Linked DNA regions of Homo sapiens: all the other regions are linked to region 2. Evidence: chromatin loops called from intact Hi-C (ENCODE). Cell type or tissue: heart left ventricle. All regions are shown on one strand.

Evidence for each region. A loop is a pair of places that touch in the nucleus more often than their neighbours do. Peaks named below come from ENCODE experiments on the same cell type or tissue, not always from the same donor. Only the 100,000 strongest peaks of a DNase experiment are listed, where the experiment ranks them.
Region 1: a loop joins it to region 2, with 3 times the contacts of the local background. A loop is called at or near these places in 12 of 110 quality-filtered maps.
Region 3: a loop joins it to region 2, with 4 times the contacts of the local background. A loop is called at or near these places in 16 of 110 quality-filtered maps.

What each region holds. Positions count from the first base shown.
Region 1 is chr7:93,620,255-93,625,254 of GRCh38, forward strand. No RefSeq gene overlaps it. Among named protein-coding and RNA genes, the nearest start is that of CALCR, 48 kb to the left of the region's middle. In heart left ventricle, CTCF peaks have their summits at 1,960 (motif pointing right) and 2,312 (motif pointing right); no DNase peak of the experiment used is centred here.
Region 2 is chr7:94,085,355-94,090,354 of GRCh38, forward strand. LOC124901812 (a long non-coding RNA gene) reads right to left here and starts at 4,447. Exons shown (of 2, transcript XR_007060642.1): 1 at 3,815-4,447; 2 at 2,884-3,011. In heart left ventricle, CTCF peaks have their summits at 2,590 (motif pointing left) and 2,789; no DNase peak of the experiment used is centred here; H3K4me3 peaks cover 422 bases.
Region 3 is chr7:94,221,173-94,226,172 of GRCh38, forward strand. No RefSeq gene overlaps it. Among named protein-coding and RNA genes, the nearest start is that of COL1A2-AS1, 170 kb to the right of the region's middle. RefSeq lists an enhancer at 2,224-3,129. In heart left ventricle, a CTCF peak has its summit at 2,389; no DNase peak of the experiment used is centred here.

The DNA of each region.
Region 1 (5,000 bases), 470 kb before region 2:
AGTCATGATTAGTCACTTCTAATTCTGTTATTGAATACAAGAGTAGGATCTTGAAAGTAAAATAGGGAGGAGTAGAAGCTCCCAGGATGGCATTATCTTGAAGTAGAGAATCTGAAAAACCAGTGTTCTTTTATTATTGCAAAAGATGATTTTTATTAATTTTTAAATTTATTCTAGAATATTTATAAATTCACTATGTTGATCAATAAAAGAGCTGGTAATACAGCATTTATAAATTTATGTTCCCCTAAGAAGTTATTCTCTTGTGTCCTCTTATGTTAAAAGAATGACTCCTAGTCCATCCTGGGCTACATTACAAAAGACCCTCTTCATAATCTTGGTCTCTGTATTGTAGGTTTTCCTTTATTAATCTAGCCATTGTAGGTGCCATGATATGTATAAAAAAAGAAGAGCTGAGTAAGGGTGACATAGGTGTTTGGATTTGCTGGGGTAACCACTGATCATCTTGTCTATTCTGAAGTAGTCAAAAAGAAAGCTGCAGGGGACAGAGGTTTCTGAGAGGTGGCCAGAGAGGCAATGTCCTCTATCTAGCCATGCTTCAAACCCCAGAGCCTGACTGGATTTCCAAACTTCCCATTGGTGTGAATTAATACATAATCCACTTTTCTTTCCAAGGTAACATGAGTTGGTCTTCTACTACTGGCAATCTAATGAGCTAAATTTGATGTTGTAAACACAAATCAAATCATTTACAATGTTATTCTATCTGAGACCAGGAAATTGCCTTGCTTTAGATAAAAGCTTAATATAGGAGACAGGAAGACAGGAATTTACATCTGAACTGATAAGATAAAGGCATCAACATAGCAACAAGGTGAATAGGAAAATATTTTTTCAAGAGACCCAAACCACAACCACAAAAAGATATATTTCTATATATACTATTCTGGTGACTTACTCATTTCACAGATAAATGGAAGAATGAATTTCATTTACCAGGGCAGACTGGAAGGGGAAGGATCTTTTAGAGCTAGCTATTCAGACTTCAGTGGGCAGTGAGGTAGAGAAATACAAGGAAAAGGAAATGTGGACCCAGTTGGATACTGGTAAGAAATTCCAGTCTATTAAATATAATAATAATGGTGGCCATTTTTATTGGCTATTATGGCTTTTAATGCCTTCTATGTGCTAGGCATGCCTCGTGCCTTATTTTCATTCCTTGTAACAAGTCTACAAGTACTAATAACTTTTTTACAAGAAGGAAACTTTAAGCTCAAAAAGTTGGTGAAAACCACAGAGTTAAAGGGGAAGGGTAGAGTTTGTACTCAAATCATCTGAATTCCAAAACAGGTTTATTTTTCCCCACTACGCTAATCTAGCCACTTGAAACAGGGAGACCAAGGCAAGCAGTGATTGGCAATACGTTGACTTCCTGGATTTCTGGCAGAAGACACCAATATGGGCAAGGAAATTATTGAAATGTCAATCCTACTTTGGATATTTCCCTGGATTAAAAGAATAGGTATACTAAAAGGCAAATTGTATAGTTTCATAGTTTATGGAATAAGCCATGGAGCTAGTTTTCCTGGGTTCAAATTACAGCTTCTCCACTTGCTAGTTTTGACATCTTGCCTAAGCTATTTAACCTCTTTGTTCACCATTTTAAAAATGGGCCTATTAATAATATAGACCTCTTAGAGCTGTTACGAGAATCACATGTGTTAATGTTTTTAAAGCTCTTAGAAGAGCAATGAACATATAGTAAGGATTACATAACCCTTTATCAAATAAATAAGTGCCAGAAGGTATAAGTGTTGTAGCTTAACTTTAGTATTGTGTATTTTTAGCTTTGAATTGTTTCCTTTAGGCCAGCATTTCTCAGGTTTGACACGATTTTCATTTTGGGCCATACTGTACTTCATGATGAAGGCTGTACTGTACACTGTAGGATGTTTAGCAGCACCCCTGGTCTCTACCCACTAGATGTCAGTAGCACCTCCCCAGTTGTGACAACTAAAAATGTCTCCAGACAAAGCCAAATTTCCGCTCGGGTTGGGGCAAAATTGTACCCCTTCTGCTTATAAAGCTTGGATTTATGTGCAATTATTATTTGCTTCAAACTTATAAAGTGGAGCTAATTGCTTCATGTCACTACTACCACAGACATTTCAAAATCAAAATAAGAAATGTGTTAGCAAAGTTCTTGGAAGAATGAGATGTCATCAGCTTGCTCTCAAGTCTACTCGTTTTCATTCACTCATTTCTAAATACTGTATTTCTCTATTCCATGTACTCTGGCTTTTCTGTTTCTTTGTGTATTTCCCCTCTGTGCCCTTCTCTGTGTAGCAACGCCGCATGGCTACCAGCAGGTGGTATCCATGAATAATGTGATCTACATCTTTTCCCTGGCAAGCGTCATCAGATCACCTCTCCCACGCTGCTGTGTCGTGGCTTAGATGCTGAGAGTTCTATAGAAATAATCGGCATCTTTCCCTTACTTAGGAGAAACAAAAAGTTTTCAAATAGAATTTTGCCTTCGTAATTCTGAGGGCTTCCTCCAACACTTTGTATCTAGCAGCAGATATTATATATAACTCCACATGAGTCCAATGGCATTACTTGTAAGCAGACGATTAGAGTCATTTGCTTTGCTGAATATTCAGAATTCGGCTACATTGAGTACCCAGATTATATTATTTCACTCATCTTAGCTGACTACCAATGACTACATCCCACAATTCCATGTGTCAATGTGGAAACTGGCTTAGAGATAATAAAAGACACCTGAATAATACATTTGCCTACTGCATTTTAAATGCCCACAAATGCAGAGTCTTCCCATTAGTATATCACAGTTATGCTTTTGATGGGTTCCAACTCTAGTAATGAATCATAATCATATGAAAATAAATCAACATTTCATATGCCACATGGTATTTAAAGGCATCCATTCATTATTTCACATTTCAGGAAGATGTATATTAGATAATAATATTATAATTTATAAAATTTCAACAAATTTCAATATATTACAATCTTGTCTCTTCTCATGCAGCAATCTGAGTTTACCAGTTTTCCTTCTCTGGATTTTACATTCTGACTTTTAATTTGGCATAGGGGGAGCCCTAGCCCCACTATTGTTTTGTCAAAATATTGAAAACAGCTCTTTGGAAAATGGGTACAGGAAATCTTCAGAAATAATGTAGTCATTTCTGAGCCCCTTTCCAGGAAGTAAAGTTGAGAACTGATAACCAAAGCAAAGTTGAAGGGTAGAATTCTAAATTAGTTTAATTCATCTGATACATTGGAAGCCTTTTGCTGTTTCACTTTCCCTGGGCCACTTCTATACTGGCTATAGAATTAGGTACAGCCAATCCTTTCCTGGAGCGTCACAATCCATATCTGGCCTTGTAGACCAATCAATATTGTAGTGATCTGTATTGATCTTTAAGAGAGTTAGCATGACTGGTTCCACCGTTTGATCAATTCTTGGGTATAGATCCAGTCTAAAAGTTCTGGTCCTCATGAAAATTTGATCAAACAAATTACCCCAAATAGAACTTTGACAGCTTAGTAATAGATTATCCTAAATCAGTAAAATAAGGTGAGGCTTTATTACTCAATATGTAACAGATAATTTTAGATACATTTCTATTGAAGAATTATTATTAGTAGAAGTTGGGAAGATATATTTGCATAACATTTCACCTTTTTTTACATTATGAAAAATTTGTGCTGCATTCATCTATTATCTATCTATCTATCTATCTATCTATCTATCTATCTATCTATCTATCTATCTATCTATCACCACATACATTCTTCCCTCAGGTTTGTCGATCATAACATTTTGTCATATTGCTTTGATCCTTGTTATTTTTCAGAAGAAATCATTGCTGGAAATCCCTACATGTATCATCCTGATCACATTTCTATTTATCCTTTTTCAATCATTCTCCAGAATTTGGTATTTAGCTTGCCATGAAAGTTTTTATCCTGTCTGTTTTATAATAAATGGTCTCATACTCATTGTTTCCTTCAAGTTGATTTTCATTTAATTTAAATTTTGTGAGATATATCTATGTTGATACAGCTATTATATAGATGAGAGTAGTGGAAATTATTTATCCATCCTTCAGTTGAAGAGCATTTAGGTTGTTTACAATCTGTTTCTATTACAAACAGTGCTGCAATGAACATTTGTGTACATGTCTTCTTGTGCAATGTGTGAAAGAGTCCCTAACAGTAGATAAAAAAAGTGTCTTCAAATTTATCAGATATCCCCAAGTCATTCTTCAATTTACACTTCCTCTATTCATTTATAAGACAGTTTGTATTATTCCACAATGTCATCGACACTTAGTATTATTCAACTTTATTTTATTTGCCAGTCTAGGAGAATGAGATGGTATTTTATTGTGGTTTAATTTACATTTATATTATTACCAGTGTGTTCCCCTATGCTTATTTGCTATTGGGTTTTACTTTTTAAAAATTTTTGTTGCTATTATTTGCTAATTTTTAATCTTTGGTTGCACAACCTTGTTTCTTTGATTTGAAGAATATTTCTCCCCCAACCTTAACCACCCTAATCCTCCAATATTACCTTGTTATTTCTGATATCAAAGTTATTTTATTTGTGTGTGCTTTGTTGTATGTTTTTTTAAACAAGTGTATTTAAAATGTATTTTTCTTACATGAAAACAGCTTTATTTTATTCAGCATTAAATAAATAATACACCTCTCCATTAAAATAGTTTAATGATACATAAACATATATTAAAATTAAGATCACCTGTAATTTCACTATTCCTAAATAACTGCCACTAACATTTCACTGCATCTTTCAGTGCAATTCTTGGGCATTCACCCACTCATATACACATATTAATAATTTTACATATAATTGTATCATAGACAATTTTCCCTCTTCTCCTACTTCTTCATCACTTCCATTTCTGTCTTCTGTCACTCCAGGTAAGGCATGTTAATAACCTCAAATGTGTTTAAATATTTGACTCTGTACTAAATATAATTCC
Region 2 (5,000 bases):
GGATTCCTAGCTGGTCTTATTGCAATTCTGGGTTCTCATAACCACTGCCACTAAGAGTGGAGCTGGAGGCATAAGCAAAGGACAGACCAGTGTCTCCAACTCTCTTATACCTGGGCACTGAGCCTCCACAGCACCCACAAACAACCCAGTAGCCCCACGGGATAGGGCCAATGCCACAGCCCACAGGTTATGTGCTTTTTATGTTTTCTGTTTGCAATCGCACTGCAAATTACAGAGCCTTTGTTAATGTTGTCATGACTGAAACACTGATGAATGATTTGAAGCCATTTCCCAAGAAGCATGAAGAAGCTTGTCATTCTGGCTTAACACCCAAACTTGTTTGCAAAAACTACTTTAACCTTCTAGTTTTCTCTAGATTTTCTCTGTCCGGAACCCAACAATCAACTGCAGCAATCTCTCTATGTCTCCCAACATATTTTTGTAATATTCCCCCACAAGGCATGGAACTTCTCCATTTCCAACCTCCTATTTTAGGGAAATGTGAGTTTAGAGAGTTGATAGAAGCCTCTCCAAAAGAGTGGTTTCTTCCTTGGTTCTGGTATATTTTCTTGTCCAAGAATATCCTTGCCAGGCAGATCATTTCTGCCCCTCTTTCTCTATACAGAAGGAAGGCTAAATGGCTCAAGGGAAGGGTCATAGCATTTAAAGTCTGGCAGACGGTTGTGAGTGGTGTGACTGGGGAAATGTTATTCAACTTCATTGTACTTCAGTTTTCTCTATAAGACTTAAACTGGGGATGAGAAATAGCTAATGTAGTGTTTGGCATGGAGCAGGTATTCCAGTGAGGGATATATATTGATTAATATATATCAGTGATGAGGAGTTAATATATTGAATATATATATATGTGTGTGTGTGTGTGTATATATATATATATATAGTCTAGTGATTGGTCTATCTGGTTAAAGCCATACCATTGGATACCTCTTCTTGGATTCCTATGATAAACTAGATAGATAGATAGATAGATAGATAGATAGATAGATAGATAGATGATAGATACATAGATAGATAGATAGATAGATAGATAGATAGATAGATAGATAGATAGAGTAGATAGACAGATGGGTTCAAGAAAGAAAAAGTTATTTTTAGAACAGATGGGAAACACCTGGAAGTCACTGAACCCCTGCCTTCCATGGGTCTATAAAATAAGCCATCTTAAGCCAGCTGTGGGATGGATAGAGCCACTGATTTGATCTGGCCCCTGAAGCTACCCAGAAATCAGAGTTGAGCTAAAAGAGATACTGAAGAGTTAGCAAACATTCCTTCTCCATCTTAAAATTTGACTGACTGTGGTCTGGCCAGTTAGAACCCAGCTGGAAAATGGAAATATCTCCTAGTATATGAGGGAAATATTCTGCTTCTCCCTGCAATGACATATATTATAGATGATATATAGGCATCATATATATTATACCCCCCACACACATGTTTACATATAGTAGAACAGTAGTAGGAGTTTTTGTCATTTCTTTGCCAAACTATTTTCAAAGTGCCTTAGAAACTGAAAAATCACAGGAATGTAGTATTGGGAATCTGAACAGCTAGATTCTAACAGTAGCATACTGGTAAACCTACTCTCTTGAAAAAAAGAAAAAATGGTTTGTAGTGTTTGCTGATTTCTGTGGTGTAAATATTCCCACAGTGGCTGATTTCAAGCTATCAACCTGACATCATCAAACACAGAATTGGGAAGAGAAGAGCATAGCTGGCTCTTGTGAGCTGGTACAAGCCAGTTCTAACACAGTAGTGGTTCTAAAATAAGACATGTGTTTTGTGAACCAAACCTTACTGTCTAGGTTTCTATTTTCTCATACGTACATCAAAAATTAAACAAGACTAAAGTTTTTCAATTTAGATGTTAATAATAATTATACACACACACACATATATAAATATATTACACATGTATATGCACACAAATGTGTGTGTATGTGTATATACACACATATATATACACATATGTTCTTTGCTCAAAGAAACTTGAGAAACTGTAAAGAAAATTAAGTAGATTTCTTTATAGCAGGACCTCTTAGAGACTTTAATACGGTGATTATGTAAGAGGAAGCTATAGTATTTAGCTTTTCCTAAACATTTTTTTATGGCATAGCTGTTAACAACAACCAGACCTCTGTGTTTGATATTTTTGCAGCTTTGAAATCCAATTTAAAAAAAAAGAAAAAGAAAGAAAGGGGCCTCAAAAAGTTACCACCCTCTTCCCCATGCACACTTTCCAACTCCATTCCTCGCTTTTAAGTTAGGGGAGCTAACTTTTGTTGCGTACCTACTAAGTGCTGCATCTGAAACTCAGCTATACCAAGGTTTTCTACCCGGAAAGACAGAAATTATCTCCTACTCAATTCTATATTAGAAATCTGAGCTTCACTAGATAATTTAGCCAAAGCCATAGTTTGTTTGTTTGGAGTGAAGGAGGCAGCGAACACTGCCAGTCAAAAAGTACCTCTCCCAGGGAGCCTATTTAGAAACAAAAGTGAAATCTAATTCACATTCACATAACCATAACCGCAATCGATCCTGTAGGTGGAGAGCGATTTTAGCAATAGTGACACCTTGTGGCATTATCTGCCATGGCTCATTAGCCAGGAAGGCTAAAAGAGATTCCTTTCCAGACAAGTCACCCACTGAAAGCGGTGGAACCAAAGTGAAGAGTGCTGAGAATTTTGCAGGGTTATCATTTTGTTTTTTCTGAAATAACCTGAGATAAAAGCAGCAGAGCTGTCTTTTTTTCCTCCTTTTCTCTTATCCTTAGTTCTTTTCTTAGATTCCTATGATAAACTAAGAAGCAAGGAAGTATACATTTATATCCTACTCCACCTATATCCAAAACAAAATAGTCCATTTTAAATGCAAAGGTGACTGTTTATTATACAAAACACTAATGGCCTTAATTTCCATGGGACTTGCAGTTTCTGGGAGGTTCTCTGTATATTCTTTTCTTGTGTTTTCAGAGAGACTTCAGATGCTGCCTAATAAGAAGAAAAAACAAACACATTTTTCTAAAGCAGCCAAAGTGCTTTTAGGCTCTTAGAAGATAACAGGGCTGCTGTCAAGTCATTTGAAGAGACATCTGGAAGGCAATTTTACAAAGATGAGGGAAAATAGGAAAGCCAAAACTGGACAATAGAGTAGAGAAAGAGGAAGTTAAAAAAAAAAAAAGGACTTTTACCAGCCTTTTATTGTAAGACCAAGGACATACACTGGATTCTCAGATTTCACAAGAAGCCAAAACATTGTTTAAAACTTCCATTTGAAATTCTAGAGTGGAGAATTAAGGATGCATGTGAACTTGTTGCAGATTTTCAGGGGTTAAGGCAGTGGGGAGAGAAAAGGTTTAAATTATGCAGAGGCACCATGACTCAGAAGGCAAAATAAAGAAGTGGAAAATGAATGTTTGTGACTTCCACTTATGTCATGCTGCAGGCACATCAACTCTCTGAGCTTCTGTTATGCTACCCACAGAAAAGAGATAAATACCTAGAGGGAGGCAGGACAGTCACAAAAAAGACCAACTCTAAAGCCCTTTGTTTAGCTTGGTGACCTGGTAACTGCACCTGTGCCCTGTCTCCTTGGTTGACAGGGGATAAAGATGGTGATGGGAGCTCAGAACAAGGGAAAAAGAAAATAGGACTTAAGGGAGACGTAGAAAGGTTCGGAATGAAAGAATGGGATTAAGGGAAGGAAGCAAACAAGCAAGGAGGCTTTGTGAGTACTGTCAGAGACAAGAGACCAATGAAACTATTTTCTCCAAGTAAGTCTTGCTTCCAATTACCTGTAGAGAAATCTGTCCTCAACATCCCTGGATGAAGTGGCCGGGGGCAGTGAGCAGAGGAAGTTGAGCAGGGATTCCATGTTTCTGAACTGTTTCTCATATTCTTTTTTTCCACTAGAATATTCTTCCAACTCTCATCTCTCATTCAAAACCTTAACTTGTCTCTCTAGTAGCACCTCACATGACTAGTAAGCCCTTTCGAAGGGGTATGCACACCATTGGATACCCCTTCTCAATAATGGCTTGGCAAACACTGCAGAGCACCCACTGTGCACCAGACACGCCAGCAGCACCTGGATGCAAAGGATGAAGTCACAATCCCCTCAGCCCTCCAATTAGCAGCTCACTCAAGAATGCTCTGAATCTCCTTCCCATTCTACATCACTGCATCTCTCTTGCTGTTCTTACTACTGTTATTGGAAACAATTGCTTTCTTCCCAAGACAGGTCCTAAACTACACTGGGGTAGAGACAGTGTTTCCATCTTTGCATCTCTCTCTGTGCTGTCCCAAAGCCATTGCACACAGCAGATGCCTCCTGAATAAATGATCATGTATTTGAGTTGAATGCCTGACTGACTGTGAGGTTAGGACTTGTTGCTTCCATTCCCAAAGTGCTACGCTCCAACCTAGTGAGATAGAGGTAGTGATTTTCTCATTGGCTTGTGGCTAGGGAAGGCTAAGGTTCAGCCAGCAAAGAGATTTAGCAGGAGGGCCAGCCAAAAGAGTGCACCAGGAAAATGGAGGTCCGTGAGTAGATAACATCAGATTGGTTAGGAGGCAAAACAGAAAGCGAAGTGGACCCAACCATCCCACCACAAGTGTCCCGCCTGCCCTCGAGCTAGATCTGAACATTCCTTTATTCTTCCTGTCTCCAAACCTATTCCTCATGCCCTAGCCCCTCTGGGCAGCTCTTCTTGGTGGAGTAACAACAGCTGCTATTCTAAGTACAGGAAGCTGTCTTGTAAACAGTAATTTGTTCATATCAAATGTGTAGGACTAGAAACAAGGTAATACATGATAACTTTAATTAACACATTCTCAGATAAGACAGCCCTATTTTGAAACAACAAAAAGAAAAATCTTCATAATTCATCCTGAGGAAATAAAGCTCCTTATAACAAAACAACCAAGTTATCTATCAGAAGCTGCCAGGACACTGCCCCTTAATCAGCAGGAATGGGTGGC
Region 3 (5,000 bases), 140 kb after region 2:
TATGAACAGACATTCTCAAAAGAAGACATTATGCAGCCAACAGACACATGAAAAAATGCTCATCATCACTGGTCATCAGAGAAATGCAAATCAAAAACACAATTAGATACCATCTCACGCTAGTTAGAACGGCAATCATCAAAAAGTCAGGCAACAACAAATGCTAGAGAGGACATGGAGAAACAGAAATGCTTTTACACTGTTGATGGGAGTGTAAATTCGTTCAACCATTGTGGAAGACAGGGTGGCAATTCCTCAAGGATCTAGAACTAGAAATACCATTAGACCCAGCAATCCTATTACTGGGTATATACCCAAAGGATTATAAATCATGCTACTATAAAGTCACATGCACACGTATATTTATTGTGGCACTATTCACAATAGCAAAGACTTGGAACCAACCCAAATGTCCATCAATGATAGACTGGATTAAGAAAATGTGGCACATATACACCATGGAATACTATGCAGCCATAAAAAGGATGAGTTCATGTCCTTTGTAGCGACACGGATGAAGCTGGAAACCATTCGAAGCAAACTATCACAAGGACAGAAAACCAAATACCGCATGTTCTCACTCATAGTTGGGAGTTGAAAAACGAGAACACATGGACACAGGGCAGGGAACATCACACACTTGGGCCTGTCAGGGGGTAGGGGGCTGGGGGAAGGATAGCATTAGGAGAAATACCTAATGTAAATGATGAGTTGATGGGTGCACCAAACCAACATGGCACACATATACCTATGTAACAAACCTGCACGTTGTGCACATGTACCCTAGAACTTAAAGTATAATAATAATTGTAAAAATCCTATACTCTATAAGTACTCAATTGTTTAACAAAATGAACAGAAATTCTGTTTCATAATTTACGTGTTTAACTTAACACATTGACTCTCCATATTTATGTTTTGTAGCTATCGAGTGAGATATTGTAAAATAATAATAATAATAAAAGTGCTTATAGCTTGGAATTTTTTACATATTCAAGATAAAGAACAGAAAATATCTACAAATTGTTTTCAGTTGATTCTTTTTCCCATGCCTTCTAGGGAGGGCACATCCCATCCAGTCAACAAGTTATATCATTTCTCAGCTCCTCAGTTTTCTCATCTATTAAATGAGATGTGTGGACTAAATATGAAGTTTTCAAAATTTTTAGTTATTCTAGTTGATGAGATACCTTTCATTCAAATGCAAATTTCACAGGAGCTCAACTATTAAAAATGCATAAAATTGAAGCTACTCTATTTAAAGTGGGCTTGGGTAGGGAGTAAAACTTTACCTACCTCACTAGATCAGAATAAAATACAAGTTACTCGGTTAATATCTTATGATTCTACATAGAAACTTGTTGTTTTTCAAAATCCATGTAAGCAAAAATGGAAGCCTTTCCTGATAATTAAAGTGATAAAAAGGAAATTTTAATAGTATCATTTGTTTACCGGCTTCATTTCACTGGTTATTTTAAAGCTAGGTTTTTTAAAAATTGGCTTAAGTTTCCTATTGCAAAACTTTTCTACAGAGCCATATTTCATTTAAAAAAAAAGTGTGGTATTGTGAAAGGAGAGTAAGAATTTTTAAGTGCTGAACTGAGGAGGAGATAAAAATAATAGCTAATGAATACTGAGGACCTAGTTATGTACCAGTTCAATAGTTCTAAGCATTTTATATGGTTTAGCCCATTTAATTCCCATGACGATCACATGAAATCAAATAGCTATTTATAATATACTATTTTAAAGATGAAAAATACCAAAAAAACTTTAAGCAATTTGATCAAGGTCATATAGTTTAGTAAGCAAAGCCTCTGGGATTTGAACTTGGAGAGTCTGGAGCTCTACTGATGTGGCCCTTAAATATTTCAAGGATTATATGATATTTTAATAAATAAAGAAAACTCCATAGAAGCATACATAAAGTAATAATGTAAAATCATGTAGATATAAATTAAGTTCCTTAAAATCTCTAGAGTCTAGAGAACATACTAGCTGATGATTAGGAGGTTAAAAAAATATTAGTTCTTCTTTCATGGTGACTAGTATTTACTTCTAATTTTCAACAGTTTATTAATTTTTAAAAAGAAACAAAATATTTAACTGTACTTTTTTTTTTTACAAAGCAGACTATTGCAAATTATAGAGAATATTTTGACCCTTTTGAAGAAAACCTGCATAGAGTGTTAGATTTAATCTTAATAATGCTTTATTTTCTACAATAAGTCTGTAAATAAGTTCAAGATCATCTGCTGTGTGATCTCTTCTCTTGCAGGAAAGGAGAAAAAAAATGATAGTAGTCGCTGCAAGGTAAAGGCTTATCAATGTCCCTTTAGGAGGGCTACTCTACTTTCCTTTGAGAATATCCCCATCTTGTGGAATCTCCTATGCCCTGAGGGCACGTTATGGGCAATTCTCCTCTGCATTTCAGCCAGGGGGCTGGAGATTCCTCAGATAAGTGTAATCCCTGATGATCTGGGCAAAAATCCGATTCCAAAGAGGTGTCTACACATTTTGAGTACATATGCCCCAAAGCATGCCAATGACAGTCCTAGAGTTGTTCAAATGGCTCCAGATTCTTTTTGAAGTCTCATCTCCTGTGTGTTCTGATTACTTTGGCTTACCAGCAGGACGACTGTTTTGCTAAATTAATGCACAAGACATGTGAAGGAGATGAATGCCCTTCCTGTTGAGAGCCAGCAGGAAGGCTGGCTGCTGAGGCAGATGCTGTCTGTTTAAACACCTCCCGCTCACAGCCTAAGTGCCCAAACCCTGTGGAAGAATGCCTGATTCAGGAACCAAGGTTGTCAAACCAGATCACATTAACTGCTTTGGCAGCTTTTCTCTCTCTCCGACTCAATGCTGTTTTGTGGTTTGCAGTGGGTGTTCTTTACCATGGCATTAAATTCACAACACAAGAGGCGTAATAGTCAGGCTCCTGCTTTGAAAGAGATGAGGTTATCTATGGAATAATTAGCCCATATCTGAAAAGAGGAGAGATAAATCAAAACCTTCGCAGTGACGAGTTGTTTTCAACTGGTCAATTCACATTGTTTATAATACGAAGACAACCCATCCATTAAGCATCCACCATTTTAACGTTTAAGAATAAGGACAGTTGATATTCTTGTTTAGGATTTCTAGTGCACATGGACGAACATTGCACCAGGTCAATTTTTTTTAAAAGTAGCTTAAGACAAGAGCCATGACATCAATTTTGTGAGAAGAAAAATCATCTGTTTTAAAAAATGAAAAAGAATAAAGAATTAAAACATTCTCAATCTGCATTTTATTTTATGGTCCACAAGAGATATTTATTTGATACAATAATACAGTTAGTGTTCCATCCAACAACTAGAACAAAAGGAATAAAACTTTGTATATATACATAAAAACTCAAGATATTTAATGTGACAAGTATATATATTTAAAATAATGCTCTTAAAATTCCTTAGTTATTGAAAATATAAAAACAAAAAGATGTTCATAGAAACAGAATGCATGAAACCAAATATCAAAGTTTGAGCAAATTAATATGTGAGGCAACTTAGCTAACAATGCATGATTTTCTTGTTTACAATCTACTAAAAATATCTTTATATCAACTGAGTGGCAAAATAGGTTTAATAAACTCAGACACCTACCGACAGAGTATTACTTTCTTTTGAGCTGGTAGTGACCACAGAAATGTCAGATCATTTCTCTGAATGAAGCATTTTATTCAAGTAACACAAAACTTCCAGACATATTTTCATAATATATTTAATCATTTCTTCATGTGATATTTATAGATAATTTGAATTTTCTGGTGTAGTTACGTGGATATATTGTGTAGTAGTGAAGTCTGAGCTTTTAGTGTAACCATCACCTGGATAATGTACATTGTACCCACTAGGTAATTTTTCTTCCCTCAGGATCCTCCCTCCTCCCACCCTTGAGAGTCTCCAATGTCTATTACTCCACAACCTGTCCACGTGTACACATATTTAGCTCCCAACTATGAGAACATGTGATATTTCACTGTTTCTGAGTTATTGCACTTACGTATTATGTAATATATAACACACTTCATACATGTAACATACATGGAAGGTGTTGAAACAAAGTAAAATCATGACCCCCTACCCCATTTACCTAAATATTACCTACCCTATATACCAAAGTACCTGTGCAGTCCTCTAATATCTTCTCTTACCTCCTTATCACCAATTATTCTGAAATATGTTTCTCTTTTTAAATTTATTTTTAATTCACAAATAAAAATTCTCTATATTTATCATATACAAAACAATGTTTTGAAGTATGTGTACATTGTAGAATGGCTAAATCCAGCTAACATATACATAACAATGCATGTGTTTCTCATTCTTAATGTTAATATTCAGGTCCATATCCATTATTAAAAAACCTCAGGACCAGATGTATTTCAGATTCAGATTGTTTTTATCAATTTCAGAAAGATTATATAGGGCATATCTTATATATTATGATTATTCCCAACAGAGTCTAGAGAGAATTCAGTAGTCAAACTCATCAATATATCCCAGGGCACAATGGGTGAACATTTACATCTGCTATAAATAAACACTATGAATAGCCTTATGTTGTCTGTTTTTGCCACCAAACGAGGTTGCATATAAAAACAAACTTTCACATCTCATGGCCTTATGGATTTTGGAATTCCAGCTAAAGAGCTTAGATCTGCTGTTTAACTTATCAAACTTTTCTCATTTAGTTAATCCTTTATGTATTTTGTTTAAGAAACCTTTCTACTCTGAAATAATAAAGGTATTCATTTAAATTTTTTTCTTACTTGTAAAGTTTTATCTTTCCTAATATATTTAATTTATCCAGAAATCTTTTTTGTATATAAGAATGAATTCTATTTTCTTTTCTCCTCTATGGATAAATAACTATCACTGTAAAATTTATAAAACTCCACCTCAGTTATATATCTTATTTCTGTACATGAAGAGGTCTACTTCTGGACTTACTGT